Regions from separate parts of the Homo sapiens genome. Here region 1 is linked to region 2. Evidence: chromatin contacts called from ENCODE Hi-C data. All regions are on one chromosome and are shown on one strand. The core of a region is the stretch at or near the end of the contact, and the rest is flanking DNA. Distances in the headings are between cores, read along the strand shown.

Region 1 (5,580 bases), core at 2,102-4,601, 330 kb before region 2:
CGATTAGAATGTGAAATCTCAGGATTTTTAAATGTTGGCATTTAAAAGTAAAAATAATTAAAAATAAAAATACATTGAACAAACAAAAATCACACCAGAGACCATAAATACTCATTGGCTGGTGGGATGTGGCCCATCTGTCTTCTGGCACAGCAGGTGGATATAAAGGGGAGGCCCCTGTGGCAGGAGAACAGTTATCAGACATCACAGTGGTCCAGGCGAGAGCTGATGAGGGCCTAGGGTAGGACCATGAGACCAAGGCTAGAAGAGGGAGTGAATAAATGTTCAAGAGGTAAAATTGGCTGTGAGGAAGGACACTATGGTGACTGGTAGTTTATGGAACTGGTGACTGTGTGTGTGTGTGGCAATATCACAGGGTTAAAATTGCACCATTGACAGGACAGGGAGCCCGCACAGAAGATGCTGGCGGGGCTGAAAGGCAGCAGGGCAGGGTTGGAGGGTTGATGCTGACTGGGTCTCTCTTTGCCCCATCTGCCCGAGGCAAACAGTGACTCGGAACACCAGAGGTCTTTTGTCAGTGAGGCTGGTCCCCCAACATCTTCCAGGTCCCTGGCCCTTTGCCAGGCTTGTGGCCTGAGGAACTCAGGATAGAGTTCCTTCTTCCTTCCCTTTAACCATCCAGCTCCCTGCCAAGAGCAGAGTGTGTTCTGCACAATGGTTCTTTTGTGCACTAGCTGTGTTCTATAATAATCAAAATGTACTATAACTTCCTCAACTTAAAATTTTGCTAGTGAATAATTATATAAAGAATTAGGGGATGAAACAGGAACTTATAGGTTAAATAACACACCAGAGAAATAATACCTTTATTTTGTATAGTACTTTCTAGTTGCAAAGAGCTGTTTACTTATATTTTAATAGTATATGGTAACTACTCTTTTGATTATCCTTATTGAACACCTACTATAGGCCACTTACAGTGCTAAGAACCCTACACAAAATATCTCATTTAACCTGTACAGTGACCTATGAAGTAGATGAGGGAGATATTATTGCTTTCATTTTAATTTTTTTCATATGAGCAAAGTGAGGCTCTGAACTGTTAAGGAATTCCCCAAGTTCATATAGTGAATAAATCTCAAAGCCAGGACTATGTCCAGGTCTTCTGGCTTAGCATCCAGGGTTTTTCCTTCAGGGAAACCATGCACAGGTATTCAGAAAAGCAGAAGGAGATTATATCACTGTTTCCTTGATCTAGCTCATCAACTATAAGATCTTTAAAAGATAATAGATTTATCAATCCTAACCCTCAAGAAAAAATATATATATACTTAAATATATATTATATAAATATATCCTAATAATTCTGATGCTCATTTATATTTCAAAATCTCTGGTTAAATTTAAAACCACCTCAAAATATTTTTAAAAACTCATTATAAATAAAACAAATGTTTTAGGCCGGGCGCAGTGGCTCATGCCTGTAATCCCAGCAGTTTGGGAGGCTGAGGTGGATGGATCATGAGGTCAAGAGTTTGAGACCAGCCTGACCAACATGGTGAAACCCCATCTCTACTAAAAAATACACAAATTAGCCGGGCGTGGTGGCGTGCGTCTGTAATCCCAGCTACTCAGGAGGGTGAGGCAGGAGAATTGCTTGAATCCCAGAGGTGGACATTGCAGTGAGCTGAGATTGTGCCACGGCACTCCAGCCTGGGCAACAGAGCGAGACTCTGGCTCAAAAAAAAAAAAAAAAAAATTAAATTTAATTTAAAAAATAAATAAAACAAATGTTTTAAAAACCTTATTATTGTTACTATTTTTATGAGAGTCTTAGATTCCTAAATTTTTAGATTCCTACATTTTATGAGATTTAGGATTTTCTTGGTTGGAAAAAGAAAGTTCTAATCATGATCCACTCGTCATGTAATACAGGAAAAATTACTATAAATTTTGTACAATATTTGCTCTTTCTCTCTAGGATTAGAATCACCACCACTAGGTGGAAGTGATATCCCACAAATCCTCCCAGGTTCTTGGTGTGGAGAGTAAATGGTCAGTGTTCTAGAGGGTCTGCATAAAAGGACATCTCAAAAGCTTGCTTCTATTAGTGCCCAAGAAAATCAACAGGCCAAGCATAAAAAAACAAAACAAAACAAGCTTTTAATTGCCTCTGTGATTAGAAATCACCGAGGAAGAAAAATACAATTAACATCTGTATCAGAAATTGATTCTCAAATACCTTAGGACATTATTTATGATAGTCCAGGAAATGGGGAAATACACTATTAGGCCCAAACTACATGTTCTCTATACCTCAGTCATGATAACAGCAATAAAAAAGTATAGATATGATATAGAGGAAGTTAAGAAGTATTATTACTGTTACCATCTAAGAAATGTATTTTTGTAAATCTTTTTTTTTTTTTTTTGAGACGGAGTCTCCCTCTGTCGCCCAGGCTGGAGTGCAGTGGCGCGATCTCGGCTTACTGCAACCTCTGCCTCCCAGGTTCACGCCATTCTCCTGCCTCAGCCTCCCAAGTAGCTGGGACTACAGGCGACCACCACCATGCTCAGCTAATTTTTTATATTTTTAGTAGAGACAGTGTTTCACCTTGTTAGCCAGGACCGTCTCAATCTCCTGACCTCGTGATCCGCCTCCCCAGGCCTCCCAAAATGCTGGATTACAGGCGTGAGCCACCGAGCCTGGCCTATTTTTGTAAATCTTAAGGATTGAATTAGGAAGTAATCCTGCAACCACATGCCATGTTTTAGGAAAATGGAGCAGTGGTTTACATCAAAAGAGCTGGTGGTGAAATATCTTACGGAAGACGAGTACAGGGAGCAAGCTGATGCTGAAACGAACAGTGCTCTGGAGGAGCTACGCCGGGCCTGCCGAAAACCCGACTTTCCCTCATGGCTGGTCGTCTCCAGACTCCACACTCCTAGCAAGTAAGTCCCGCTCTGCTGCTCGGACCATAGTTTAGTTCAGAATGATTTAAAAAATAATATGATGGTTTGGTACAGGCACTTCAGGGTAGAAATAGACTGTTTCCCTGGATAACAGATGATGTGGAAGTTGTCAGAGGTCCCTTTTCTCAGTACTGTGACTTTGCACAGTAGAACTGCTGATGTCAGAATAAATATTTATCTGATGTTTTATAGGGAAGGCTATAAAGATAACTTCCCTATGCGAAGGGAAGGTGGAATAGGATGTGTGACCTGCTTCTCACCCTATTGGTGGGGAAAATCTTTTTTGTTTTGTTTTGTTTTAGATGGAGTCTTGCTCTGTCACCCAGGCTGGAGTGCAATGGTGCAATCTCAGCTCATTGCAACCTCCGCCTGCCAGGTTCAAGCAATTCTCCTGCCTCAGCCACTTGAGTAGCTGGGATTACAAGGCGCGGGCGCCACCATGCCCGGCTAATTTTTGTATTTTCAGTAGAGATGGGGTTTCACCATGTTGGTCAGGCTGGTCTCTAACTCCTGACCTCGTGATCTGCCTGCCTTGGCCTCCCAAAGTGCTGGGATTACAGGCATGAGCCACCGCACCCAGCTGGAAAATCATTTTTAAAGTTCACTAAGAAAGACGTCTGTCCCAAAATTTTTCCTTATTGCTTTCTCTTCCTCATAACTTTATCCAAATAACAGTGCCCTCAAATTAAAGATGGAAGGGGGAAGTATTTGAAACAAAATAATGAATAATAATAAATTCAAACTAATAAAAAATAGAGACAAGAAGGAATTAGAAAACAGGAGTGAGTACATTTGGCTTACTTAGTGCTTATATATCTGCCCTAATTCTCTGCCCTTTCCATGAATAGCTGTTTTTAGAGGGATCACATAAGCCATTCCCATTTTTACACCCACTGTGTAAATGCCACCCTGTATTGATGCAAAGTCAAATTTAATTAAAGGGGATAAATAGCAAGGGAACATGTTATCTTTCAAATAAACCTTCCTGAGATAACATTAACTTTATTTAAAACAAAAAACTTGTTAGATTTGCAGACTTTGTTCTTGGAGGAAGCCACTTGTCACCTGAAGAAATCAGTCTGCATGAAGAGCAGTATGGCCTTGGGGGTGCCTTCTTGGAAGAGCAGCTCTTTAACCCGAGTACTGCCTGACATGCGACCTTCAAGTTGACTTCATTCTGGACAAGGAAGTGGGCAAAGGGCAGGGATTCTATTAAAGTTAGGCAGAACTGTTCTAGTGAACGGTGGCAAAAACATTTGCTGTGGAGAAAAACAAGTCAGTCTGGAAAGGGAAACCAACCCATTTTGAAGATAACTTAGCATTCTTGGTGACTTCTGCTACTTATTGTACTGTAGGTGGATACCAAAATTCTGTGACAGCCACTACCACTTACCTTGAATGAAGGCTTTCATTAGGAACAGGGGAATGGCGTTGTTCTTAAGGGGCTAGTAAGCATGAACAGGTGCTTTGTCGACACCAGGGCACTAAATCTGGTCTTAATCCCCTGAACCTGTGTCAGAAGACTCTGCAATACTCTTCCTATAGTTCGTCAGTATAAGTCCTTAAAGAGACCTGAGACATGCTGGACCAGTGTTTTCCAAAGTACAGCTCACAGGCTACTACCAAGTGTTGGTCAATAAAGGTATTCTGAGGTCAACTAAGATTGATATAAAGTTAAACTAATGTATTTCAGTATCTCTCAGAGGCATTCATAATGCTCGTGTGCACTGTGAATCTCCCAAAGGGGAGAAATTGTGTGCTGCAGTTTCTTGCTTAATTTGACCACAGAACTCTTTTTCATGAGATTAATATTCCTTGGAACACGTTTGGAAAATGCTAATGGTGGTGGAACTGAGCTCATGAGAGGTTAAATAACTTGTGCAAGACCACACTGAGATGCAGCACTGGTAGAAATCCAGCCCTGATGTATCCTTTGACTCAGGTAGACAAGATCTTCAGGTGCAAGCTTAGGAGCCATCTCCCTACAGCCATGGGCCTCACAATGTTGGTGGCTTTACTTTTTATTTTTCAATAATGGCCAACTTGCTATTTAACTGTGATAAAGGGAAATGTTTCTGAAGACATTTTAAAGTTTTTTATACATACGTAAGATTTTTATATACATACGTAAGGATTAGATACTATGATTACTTTTTTTGTATTTTGAAATTGAAGGCACTTAAGCTCTTGTGATATTTTGAATTGACTGATCCATTTAAAAAATTGTTTAGCTATAGGTGTTTGTAACAATTTCTTATAAAATGATTTTTTTTCTTGATTCATGATATTAAACTCCAGATTGAAATGAGGGGCTATGAGCTTTGACCCTGAGGAAAGAAGGCCAAAACATAGATCTGAGGAAAGATTTGAACATGGCAAGACAATCTCAGGGTTAAGATGTTGCTAAGTTGATTCTGAGAATCAAAATCAGGCTTTTTTTCCTGTGATGGGATCATAAAAATAATCTTTTTATCAGGACAAAGGTTATGGGCGAAGGATAGACAGAATTTTGGCACTGCTGCTTTCCTGAGCCAAATTAAGTAGTTTTTCTAAATCATGAAAAAAGAGCATGACTATCCATCTGGAACTTCCTAGATTGATTTTCAAATGATAGTTCCTCTTTGAAGTATTTACAGGTCTGTTTTT
Region 2 (5,398 bases), core at 33-2,532:
TTCAATCAAAATGTGGCTGGCCTGTCAGGAGTGCTACAGAGGAGATAATAAAATGGATTGGAGGTTGGTCTACAATTTTAAAGCATCCTTTTGTTACAACATTGTGTGGACCTAAATAAGTAATGATTATAATTTTTGTTTAATGGCAAAACAAAATTAAAAACTGAAATTATTCTTCCAGACCATTCTGCTTGAAAGCAGAATGCCTAAATAATGTTATTTGCCATCTATTTATGATAGCCATGTTAGGTGTTTGAAAACAGCCTCATCCAAAGGGAAAAAGGAATAGCCAACTGTTGATCTTGGTTTGATTTATACTTTGTCATAATAAAAGTAGATTCCCTATTCCTCCGAATTCTTATCTAAAAATTTCCCTGAGAGAGCTGCCACATACACTAGATCCTAAAAAGATGGTCTTTGATAAGAACATTTACTAGTTTACAATTTTATGTTAACCTAATTCCCTAAAGGATAGGGGAAGGGCTGGTGTCAGACCAGAGACAAGAGAGACAACTCCAATTGTTCCGCTTTGCTTCTTTGACCCCTTAACTCATGGCTAAAGGATCTTACCCGTCTACTCCTCTTAATTTCTTATTTGCATCATTTCACCTCAATATTCAGCCTCCCACAGCTCCAAAGAGCACGAGAGCTAATACTTTGCTCATGATATGCCATTCAGAGCACAAGCCTGACAGCTTGGCATATCAATGCAATGTTCACGGGCAAATCTCTTACCTGAAAATCTTCACTCACTCTTCAGGTAGGCAGCAGGGTGGAATTGCAACTCATAATGAGATACCTTTCACTGGGAAGCCCAGAACAAAATTGAAGGGGTAGGGGCTAACTCTTCTCGATTAGGGGACGGAGATGTGAGGCTCTATCCACGGCAGCTGGCTGAGAACGGTCTCGTTTAATTAAAGCCTCCTGTAACTCATGGGTTTCTGCCATTGAAAAATCTAAAAGGCACAGCTGACAAGCAAAGACCGACAGACACCCGCCCTTCACCAGTCACCCACCTCCCAGATGTTCACTTACACAACACGTTGCCCGGCAGCTGCGCGCCCATGGCACGTCCGGACAGCCGTGGGGTCCCGGAGGCAGCCTGCGCTCAGGCCCGGGGCGGGTCTCCGAAGCTCCCGGAGCAGCCCTGTCGTGGGAGGGGGGCTTGCTGGCGTCTGGGCGGGCGGCAGCTGAGGCCGGGCGGGGGCAAAGTGCAGTCCAGCTGCCAGGGCAGCGGCGCCGCCTTCTCGCCGGCGCCCGGCTCAGCCAAGTGGCAGCATGTGGAGGACGGGGCGTCCTTCGGCGGCGCCCGGGCTCCCGGCCCCTCCTCCTGCCGTCGCCGCCGCGCCCGCCGCGCGCTCCTCGCGGGTTCGCGGCCCGCACCTGGCCTCCAGATGGCCGCCCAAGGGCGCTCGGCTCCAGGGCGCGCCCTCTGGGAGCGACCCACGAACTTCGGGTGGCAGAGGGTTGCCTCGATACTTCCTCAGGCGCAGGGTCCGAGGCAGGGGCGGGCGGAGCGGAGCTGGGCTGCCAGCCGGTTGGTCTGGGCCACCGCCCTCACGCCCCCCGCAACTACCAAGCAGCTGCCGGCGCCGCAGCGGGAACAGACCCGCAAAGGTCAATGAAAGCAGAAGCCAGCGAGGCATCGCAGAGGTCAATGAAAGTAAGAGCCAGCGAGGCATTTCGCTGGCCCTGCCCCTGGTCTCGGCCCCCTGGGCTGCGAACTCTCCTGAGCTCCGCCCTGGTGAGAGGGGGCGCTGCCCTCCAAGGCCTCTCCCCCGCGGGGCCTGCCTTGGGACAACAGGTGCTGGGCCGGGGCACTGAGCCCGCCTGCAGGGGGCCCCGCAGCCTGGCCGCGGCCTTCCCAGCTAAGGGTTCTGCGCTTGGGCCGGGCAGAGCTGCCAGACCTGCTTTGACCTGAAACCCCACTCTCGCAGAGCTAGGCCAGGGATTCCGCCCTTCCCACCTCGTTTGCACCATGAGTATGCAGAGCAAAAGTGTTGGAAGTACTTAAACATTTAAAGGACATATCCATTTTATACTTTTCCATACAGAAATACTCAAGAACATTTTCCAAGCGTGTTTCTCTTTCAAACAAAGTATCTCTAAAGGCCATTTTCTCACTCTTTAAAGCATTGAATACCACTGCCTCAAAACATGGCCATTATTGAGTTACACTTCCCCGCACAGTCCATGTGATGCCTGCATCTGCCCAGCATGATTTCTAGCAATAGTAAAAGTCCCAAGAGAACTACAAAAGAACCATTATTTTCCTTGTGTTCTACAACGGATTAGTCAATGCGAAATTCATGCTTGAAGGGACCTTAGTGATAATTTTGACTCCACATTACAGATGAGGACACAGAGGCCCAGAGTTCAGCAGTACAACGAAAGAGAGTGGAACTTAAAAAACTAACAATCTATAAACTGAGACTTAGCTCTTTGAAGGTACATTATAGTAAAAAATAAACCTAGATTGCAGAAGAGTTGAGAAGTTTAAGTTACACAAAAATCTATCCCAGAATCTCAGATTTTAAATGAATCAAGCATTCTTATTTTTATCCAGGCTTAAATTAGCTAAGGTTATATACAAACCCAGTGGCCCAGAAATGTAATTTTTCTTCATGCTAGTATGATTAATGGGATTGGAGTTGGTACATCCTGACAATCATAGAATGTAAGTATACCTATATTAATTGATTTTTCTGATAAGTATCATTTTTTTTTTCTTTTTTTTGAGATGGAGTCTTGCTCTTGTCGCCCAGGCTGGAGTGCAATGGCGCAATCTTGGCTCACTGCAACCCCCACCTCCCAGGTTCAAGCGATTCTCCTGCCTCAGCTCCTGAGTGGCTGAGATTACAGGCGCCTGCCACCATGCCAGGCTAATTTTTGTATTTTTAGTAGAGACAGGGTTTCACCATGTTTGCCAGGCTGATCCCGAACCCCAGACCTCAGGTGATCCATCCGCCTTGGCTTCCCAAAGTGCTGGGATTACAGGTGTGAGCCACCGCACCCAGCCAGTATCAATTTTAATGTATACAAATTGATTATACTTACATAAAACAAATTATTCAGTTCTACATATTTCAGGCACACCATGCTAAATAATTATGCTCAAATGCAAGGTTCCACTTTTAGGCCTAGTTCTTCACTTAAGTTATGTAATTTTCTTGTGCTCTTCCTTCCCCAGCTTTAAACTTCTATCAACCTAGTGCTGGAATCATCCTTAGGAGACCCCTGGGTTCCACACTGAGGGGATGGCGTCAGTTCTTGATGTGATCTAGGCAGAGGAGACACTTAGAAATTTGTGTTTTTTACTTCCCAGTTACCAGGTCAGAAGGAAAGAAAAAGTGGGTGAGAGTCTCTGGCCTCCATCAGAAGAGAAACCCATAAACTTGAAAATTTCTTTCACTCAGTTTGAGAACAAATTGGACCAGCCTTTGGTCTACAGATGAAGCGGGCCATGAGGGAGCGAGGCCTACACACCGAGCCAAGCTGCTCCTGCCAGGCTGGAGCCTGACCCTTCCTTCGCCATCATAGGGCTGGCCAAGCTGGTGGGGGAGACCCAGGTCAGGTCTGGCAGGGATGACTAAGGGAGGACCTAGCCCGTGGCCTCTGCCATCTGCCCGGCTGCCCTCATGGGTGTGCACTGGAGAGAGTAGAGCAGGAGGGACAAGCCTGGGGCTGGTGGGGAGACCGCACCACCACCCTTCTGTGAGTGGCCCTCTCTGCTCTCCTCTCTGTGGGGCCTCTCTCAGGTCCAGGCCAGTGTGAACAGGTACTTGCAGGTTGGGCCTGGAAAATAGCCTTGACTTCTCTCCTCAGGACTGCAGGCCATGCTTCTGGTCAAGATGGTGCCATGTAAGACTTGGAGGGAAGATGCGTCGAGGGAACTTGGCGCCCTCTGCCCCTGGGATTCGGGAAAGCTGGCTCTCCTCCCAGCTGCCCAGCCTAGAACTGGGAGTCAGGGCATAGCATTTCTGCCCCTCTGTCCTCACCTGGGCTTGAACAAGGATAGAGGCAACAGGAACCAAGAACTCCTCAAACTGGTGGTGGCAGAGACAAACTGCAGGATTTTGAAAGTGCTGAGATAACTTTTTAAAAGCTGGGGAATGAAGTGAAAGGGGTGACGAAGGACCCAGCGATGGCCTGAGGTGAATGTGGTTAGGGTGAGGGGCCGTAGCAAGTGTTTAGTGGTTTTGTTTTCTCCAGAGTTCATAGAAGTAAAACTCATAAAAACAGCAATGATAAAATCCTGGAATTTGAACATAAGCAATCTCACCCTAGGGTCCATGCTGTTGACAGGAAACAAATACTGAGCTGGATTGAGGATTGCATTTTAAATAGTAAACTTGCAGTTAGCAGAATCAAATCAAGGCACTCACATACTCTTTGCTCTGTAAAGAACTCCCATTTCCATCCCCAGCCCCATAAAACTTCCACGTCAGACAGACAGACCACAGAGGTACATAGCTGACTCCCGCCACTGGTTTCTCTACTTAAACGAGCACCTTTAACTTCCATTTTTGCCTCAGGCAGACCAGTCAGAGCTTGCACCTCTGGGAGAAGCAAGGGAGGTTATGCCGGCGAGGCAGAAGGGACCTCCTTTCTAAAAGTACTCTAAGCAGTGAGATGATGTGGCCTTGTCAGGAAGGATCCGGGCCCTGGGATTCACTTGTCTGCCACTGGGGCTCTTACAAGCATATCAGAGAGTCAAATGTCTCAGTTGGTTTTCTGATAATGAAGTGGTGAGGACTGGAGAGGGGGATGGCATAGTTTGCGAGTGTTCATTCACATGGAGGCTAGAGAATTCACGTACGCTAGAGAGAGGTAACGCAAATCACAGAAAAGATTTATAAAGAATAGAAAATGACACTAACTCCCCACCTGCTCCCACCACCTCCACCCCTACCCCTAGAACTTATCTCAGGTTACAAAATAAGAAGCCAAAGCCAACTGAGTGGGTAGAGGAAAATGTAAATGCAAACAAGATAAACTTACTGAGGAGACAGAAAAAAAATACCATTATGGGATATGAACCCTGATAGAATAGCACATAGGTATGACCATTGAGGAAACTCATTTTTAGATTCTACCTCTTTGTTTCTCATATAATAACAGTCCACTGGTCTAGGGAAAAAAAAAATCTTTTAGTGGTTATTGGAAAACATGGCTATTTCTTACATATATTTCTCACTGATTCAGGTTTTATGTGCTAGTTTTTGTGTGTTCAATCTAAAATGGCCTCTCCAAAACAGTGAACTTACCTCGTATTTGCTAAGATTTTATTCGGATTTGGCTGAGAGGCCCAGATATCTTCTCTGAGTAGGCAACAGACACATTTTCATGTCAGACCCTAATTAAGGCTTTAGGATACAAAGCTTTAAAAATTCAGAAG

The links. Hi-C counts contacts between places; a loop is a spot of excess contacts on that map. Pooled maps may share reads with other maps.
Region 1: a loop to region 2 is called in a map of K562, with 10 times the contacts of the local background. The contact joins the enhancer-like site here to the promoter of AKAP19 in region 2. A Hi-C loop is called at or near these places in 2 of 168 maps with a recorded cell type or tissue (HepG2 and K562), 1 of 37 single-sample maps with no recorded cell type and 7 of 50 pooled maps.

The regions. Positions count from the first base shown.
Region 1 is chr2:190,507,694-190,513,273 of GRCh38, reverse strand. It overlaps NEMP2 (nuclear envelope integral membrane protein 2), which reads left to right. Exons shown (of 9, transcript NM_001142645.2): 8 at 2,737-2,913; 9 at 3,962-5,580. The coding sequence ends at 4,085. Among named protein-coding and RNA genes, the nearest start is that of NEMP2, 24 kb to the left of the region's middle. Within about 2 kb of position 3,351, at least 2 of the 41 ENCODE cell types and tissues checked have a DNase peak (open chromatin) inside an H3K27ac peak, as active enhancers do.
Region 2 is chr2:190,176,747-190,182,144 of GRCh38, reverse strand. It overlaps AKAP19 (A-kinase anchoring protein 19), which reads right to left and starts at 1,282. Exons shown (of 2, transcript NM_001042519.2): 1 at 1,036-1,282. RefSeq lists an enhancer at 529-1,328 and silencers at 1,107-1,556, 1,827-1,926.